Regions from separate parts of the Homo sapiens genome. Here region 2 is linked to region 1. A link is a loop called in an ENCODE intact Hi-C map of the cell type or tissue named here. Cell type or tissue: mammary epithelial cell. All regions are shown on one strand. Each heading gives the region's core, and the rest is flanking DNA. Links, peaks and the distances in the headings are about the cores only.

What was found. A loop is a pair of places that touch in the nucleus more often than their neighbours do. Peaks named below come from ENCODE experiments on the same cell type or tissue, not always from the same donor. Only the 100,000 strongest peaks of a DNase experiment are listed, where the experiment ranks them.
Region 2: a loop joins it to region 1, with 7 times the contacts of the local background. A loop is called at or near these places in 18 of 110 quality-filtered maps.

The regions. Positions count from the first base shown.
Region 1 is chr10:72,043,118-72,046,027 of GRCh38, forward strand. No RefSeq gene overlaps it. Among named protein-coding and RNA genes, the nearest start is that of SPOCK2, 44 kb to the right of the region's middle. In mammary epithelial cell, for the core only: a CTCF peak has its summit at 1,388 (motif pointing left); a DNase peak (open chromatin) is centred at 1,844; H3K27ac peaks cover 960 bases.
Region 2 is chr10:71,914,530-71,917,439 of GRCh38, forward strand. No RefSeq gene overlaps it. Among named protein-coding and RNA genes, the nearest start is that of LINC03139, 38 kb to the left of the region's middle. In mammary epithelial cell, for the core only: a CTCF peak has its summit at 1,607; no DNase peak of the experiment used is centred there.

The DNA.
Region 1 (2,910 bases), core at 112-2,611:
CCCCAGCTGATAGCAGTGTTTGGGTGGAAAGTAACATGCCTTCATATTCAGGTCAAACTGGTACAGATTCCTCAGCAGTTCCCAATGAACTCTACGGGGAATGCAAAGAATGTTCTAATGAGGAAGGGGTCAGGAGGCCTGGGCTCTGGTTCTCTGTTGCCAATTTGCTGTGTGATTGGGATGAGTCCTTAGCCCTCTCTGGGCCTCAGTTTCCTTGGCTGAACAGTAAGGAAGCTGTTTGGGGTGAGCTCTGGCAGGCAGGAGCCTACTGTCCTCACTCTCCTGCAGGGCTGGCAGGGAAGGGAGAGAGATAGGCTGGGTGAGAAAGGGTCTCTGGGGAAAGGAGGAGAAGAGGGGCTTTCCTGGGGCTGATAGAGGCAGGGGAGCATCCGTGCAGAGGTGACACGGGGCGCCGAGGGGGAGGTTCCGCTGTGGTTAGGAGCTGAGTTCAGAACTCACACTTGGGTTTGGATCCTGGCTGTGCTGTCTACTTGCTGGGTGACTTTGGGCAAGCAGCTTAACCTCTCTGGGTCTGTTTTCTTATCTGCAATATAGATGAAACGGCCATCCCTATCTCACGAGGGTGCTCTAATTAGATGAGGCAGGGCCTATGAAAGGCAAAGGTGGTCAGGATGATTGAGGGCAATGGCGCTTTGCGAGCTGATACTACCTTACAACAACCCTGAAAGGTGACACTGTCAATCCTTGAGCCCTGAAGAAATGGACAATCAGTGCAAGAAAGTGTCACCCAGCAAGAAAGTGAACAGGACCAAGCTCCCCTACTCCACGAGGGTTCCCCAGAGGCATGTACAATGGAAATTGACAACAGGAAAATCAGCAGCCCAGTCACCATTTGAAAAGAAGCTCATGGCCCGATGCAGTGGCTCACGCCAGTAATCCCAGCACTTTGGGGGCCAAGGCAGGTGAATCACCTGAGGTCAGGAGTTTGAGATCAGACTGGCCAATATGGTGAAACCCCATCTCTACTAAAAATACAAAAATTAGCTGGGCATGGTGACAGGTGCCTGTAATCCCAGCTACTCAGGAGGCCGAGGCAGGATAATCGCTTGAACCTGGGAGGTGGAGGTTGCAGTGAGCCAAGATCTTGCCACTGCACTCCAGCTTGGGCAACAGAGCGAGACTCTGTCTCAAAAAAAAAAAAAAGAAAAGAAAAAAAGAAAGAAAAGAAAGAAAGAAAAATGATGAAAGAACCACCCCCCACAAAAAAATGAAAGGGAGACAGACAGGAAAGAAAGGAGGGCAAGAAGGAAGGAAGGAGGGAGGAAGGAAGGAAGTGCAGACAAGCCCCTGACCCATAGCACTGCACACAGCCTCTTCCCAAATGCCCTGGTGCAACCATGCCAGGACGGCCTGGAGCAGCACCTGCTGGCCACTTCCCTGGCCGCACGGTGCTGGCATCCTCCCTGCAGTCCAGCAGCCGTCCTCCACTGGCCATAAAGGCCCCTTTCTCTGGTGGCTGTTTGTGTTGGGCCCTACCCACCTCCACGGGCAGCCTCCAGACACTGCTGGCAGGCACGAGGACACAGTCCCTGCCCGCTGCTGAAGGGCCGCCTTTGTGGACACATGAACCAGCCGGCTGGTGCACCCTGGCCCTTGGAAGCCAGCTGCTTCCCCCTCCTGCTCATCCAGGAGGTAAACAGGACCGACAGCCAGCCTCTGCCACGTTCCCAGCCCCCTCCCCACCCAGCTCTGCGAGGTCCTGAATCCAGGAATGAACACACAGCCCCTGTTCTTCCTCAACCCACAACATAAGTCACTGCTTCTCTGGCCAGGCAGCATGTATCACAGGCACCACTGACGCGTGCTGCCTGGAAACAGGGCCCAGTCCTGCTTCCGCAGGCCTCCTGGAGCTGTGGGTGAGGCAGGACCGGGATCCGCCTGGGGCCACAGCTAGGGACAGTTCCAAGGTGTATTTCTCATTTTTAAAACACTGCATGTATTTAAACATGCCCTGCCTTGTTCCAGAGAAGATCTAAAGCAGCTACAAGGACACATCAGATGCAACCAGTGTAAATGAAGACTCGGATGAAATGCTCAGAATGACTTTTTTTTTTTTTTTTAAGAGACAGGGTTTCACTCTGTTGCTCAGGCTGGAGTGCCGTGGTGGGATCCTAGCTCACTGCAGCCTCAAACTCCTGGGCTCAAGCAGTCTCCCTGCCTCAGCCTCCTTAGTAGAGACTATAGGTGCACGCCACCACACCAGGTCGAGATTTTGAGTATAGTTTAAAACAGAGGAACATCAGAAGCCATGTAAATGTTCAATGATAGGGAATTGATTAAATAAATTACAATATAGCCACACAATTCAATTCATAATATTTATTATGCAGTGATTAATACTGAAGTTATAGGTATAGAACCTAATTAATTTACTACTTATGTATTTATAGAACCTAATGGCAAGTTTGTATGTATAGGCCTAAGAGGATTTTTCCTCAAAGGGAGCTAGAAGTCTCATGACCTTCTTGAAATGACTATGGCCTCCAAGAAGTCAAGAGTCACAGTATAAACTCTATGTATTGTAAAATCCCACTTTTACGTATGTGTGTAGTCTGGGAGGCTGTACCACAAACTTCAAAGTGTCCTTATCTCTGAGTATTAGAATTGTGTATTTTTTCATCATTCTTCTACCAGCGTGATCTATGCCCTTATCATGGTAAGCCACAACTGTGGCCATACATCTTCAAGCAACCAAAGCAAAACCAAAAATGTGGTCAGTTACTATTTCCCAGTGTTCATAGGAGAAAATAAGTGACTGCTTTTGGCATTAAAGAGGGTAGAGAGTTCTCTGGAGAGGCAGGGCAACTGGGAAGGAGGCTGGCTCATAGAGTGTGAGGACAGGGTGCAGGGAAGCCTCGATGAGGGGCTGAGGCATCTGCAAATATCAGA
Region 2 (2,910 bases), core at 319-2,818, 130 kb before region 1:
CACCTCTGGCCCCAGTCACCCAATTCCCCTTCCTGGAAGCAACTAGCATATTAATTTCTATATAATTCTTCTGGGCATAATCCATGCTTCTATATAAAAAGATAGTAATATATTTCTCCCAATCCATTTCACACAATGGTAGCCAGCTCTGAACACAATTCTGCCCTTCTGGCACATTCTACTTGTTTTGTTTCAGACACAGGGTATCTCTGTCACCCAGACTAGAGTGCAGTGACGTGATCTCGGCTCACCTCAGCCTCGACCTCCCAGGCTCAAGCGATCCTCCTACCTCAGCCTTCCAAGTACAAACTACAAACAGGAGCCACCACATCTGGTTAATGTTTTTTCGTGTAGAGAGGGGGTCTCCCTCTGTTGCCACCTCCTAAAATGCTAGGACTACAGGCGCGAGCCACCATGCCTGGCCCTTCTAGCACACTTTAATTTTTTTTTTCCTGGTATTTTCACAAAGATGGAATGGCATATTTTAAAAGTAAAGATACTAAGAATAAAACACAATATTGTAAGCTTTATAAATGGGCCCCAAAATATTTTCCCAAGATGTTTTTTAATTAGTCCCCAAAGATGGAAGAAAAGAGAAGTAACTAATGTTAACATGTTATATCCTCTATCTTTGATTGTCTGTGGACAAGTGACTGTCAATGGCAGAGACGCAGGACAGAGGGAGAGGCGTGACCCTGCCACCCATGTCCTGCTAAGGCCACGTCTGTAGCCAGCCCTGTTCTCCAAGAGGAGATGCCCCTTCACCTCCCAACCTTGGCCAGGGCTTATTTTTATCCACCCCAATCACCAGCTAGCCTGGCAGCCCTATAATTTGGGAGTCTGGCCACCCCTGTACTATATAATTCCCTGGCAGACCTTCAGACCTTAGGTTGGCCCCTTTGACTTGCATTTTGGTGATGCTCTGTGGCCAGAAGTCTCTTCGGCAAATTAGGGGTCAGAACTTGGTGCAGTGGAGTCAAAATGGGGGAGGGAGTCTGGGGCCTTTGGATTTTTTGCAATCGTCTCACTTCCACCATCAAATTGCATCTGGCCGTCCTGGAAATATGAGTGTACCACCACTTCTCAAAGGAGACCAGTTGGTGCTGAGAGTGGGGCTTGCTATAAAAAGGTGAGGCCGGATCAGGCGTGGTGGCCTGTAATCCTAGTACTTTGGGAGGCCAAGACAGGTGAATTACTGGAGGTCAAGAGTTCGAGACCAGCCTGACCAACATGGAGGAACCCTGTCTCTACTAAAAATATGAAAATTAGCCGGGCATGGTGGCACACACCTGTAATCCCAGGAACTCAGGAGGCTGAGGCAGGAGAGCCACTTGAACCAGGGAGATGGAGGTTGCAGTAAGCCAAGATCGTACCACTGCACTCCAGCCTGGGTGACAGAGCAAGACTCTGTCTCAAAAAAAAAAAAAAAAAACCTGAGGCTGGAGGAGCAGCATGGGGGGCCGGTGGCTCAGGTGCTGAGGCAGCCTTCAGTAAAGCCCATCCCTGTTTCTTGGGCACCATCACTTTAGAGAGGCAGAATTCCTCTGCAGCCTGTCTTAGATTGATCATGTGGCTACATGCTGTCATGCCTCAAGGAAGACACTAGGGGTCCTTTATATGCCTGTCAAGGTTGTTTCACTAAAACTCAGCTTCCATCCTACCTCTCCTCCAGAATCCACAAAATAAAGCCCTAGCTCCTTAGGAAGAAGGGAATCTAGTATGTGTTAAATTGAAATGGAGGTCAGGCCTGAAGAATCCCCGAGCAGATAAAACCAGTTCGGCATCATAAATGATCTAAGCCTTGCTTGATTTACAAACATAAGTAAAACTGAACTTAAGCTATTTCTTGTAAATGCTTATATTAAAGAAAAACAGAAGTTGAACTTAACCAATCAGAAGCAGCCAACAAGCTTATAAGGCTGAGGCAGACGGATCACCTGAGGTCAGGAGTTCAAGAACAACCTGGCTAACATGGTGAAACCCTGTCTCTACTAAAAATACAAAATTAGCCGGGTGTGATGGTGCATGCCTGTAATCCCAGCCCCTACCTGGGAGGCTGAGGTAGGAGAACTGCTTGAACCCAGGAGGCAGAATTTTCAGTGAGCCGAGATCATACCACTGCACTTCAGCCTGGGCAACAGAACTTGACTCTGTCTCAAAAAAAAAAAAAAAAAAAAGGAAAAAAAAGAAAGTGACATTCTTTACTTACCACAGGTCAGGAACCCTGCAAATGGACTGTGTAGACAAGATATGAGGCCAGTTTTCCCAAGGGGCTTTTATTGACTTTATAAGTCAAATTTGATTCCTTAAAGGAAAGCACACCATTCCAGTCAAAGCCTTGGTAAAATAATCAATTTATCAAATTGTGTCCTGTTGCAAAAGAAAACAGATTCTTATTGCACTTGTGTAAATTACTATTTTGCCATAAATTAAGAATACTCACAAATAGCTTCCAAATTTTGGAGAAATCAGGTATGTTCCAAATTTTGTTCACAGGGATATATTTTATTCAATTGCTACAAGCTGTAAATAGCTTAAAAGTTTTCTTGACTCTGAAAAATAAAACAAAGGATCAGCAATGTTTTAACCAAAAAGTCAGAAAGATTATTCCATGCTATTAACTCCTGTTCTGCTTGGTATTCATGAACATTTCAGCTGTACATGAGAGTCCTGAATGTTTTTTCTCTATTCTAATGTCACAGTCTCCAAAGTTATCAGAAATCTGCATTCAAGAGCACCTGTTAAGAGTTCTATAGTTGATTATAAAACTACCTTTTGAAGAGGATTGAAACAAGACAGCAATTGTCTGTGAATGACAAAAGGTCTTTGGGCCTCCATTAAAGCCACAATTGACTAGGAATTTTGGTTATTTCTGTGGCATACAACAATTTACTTAACAATTATAACTAC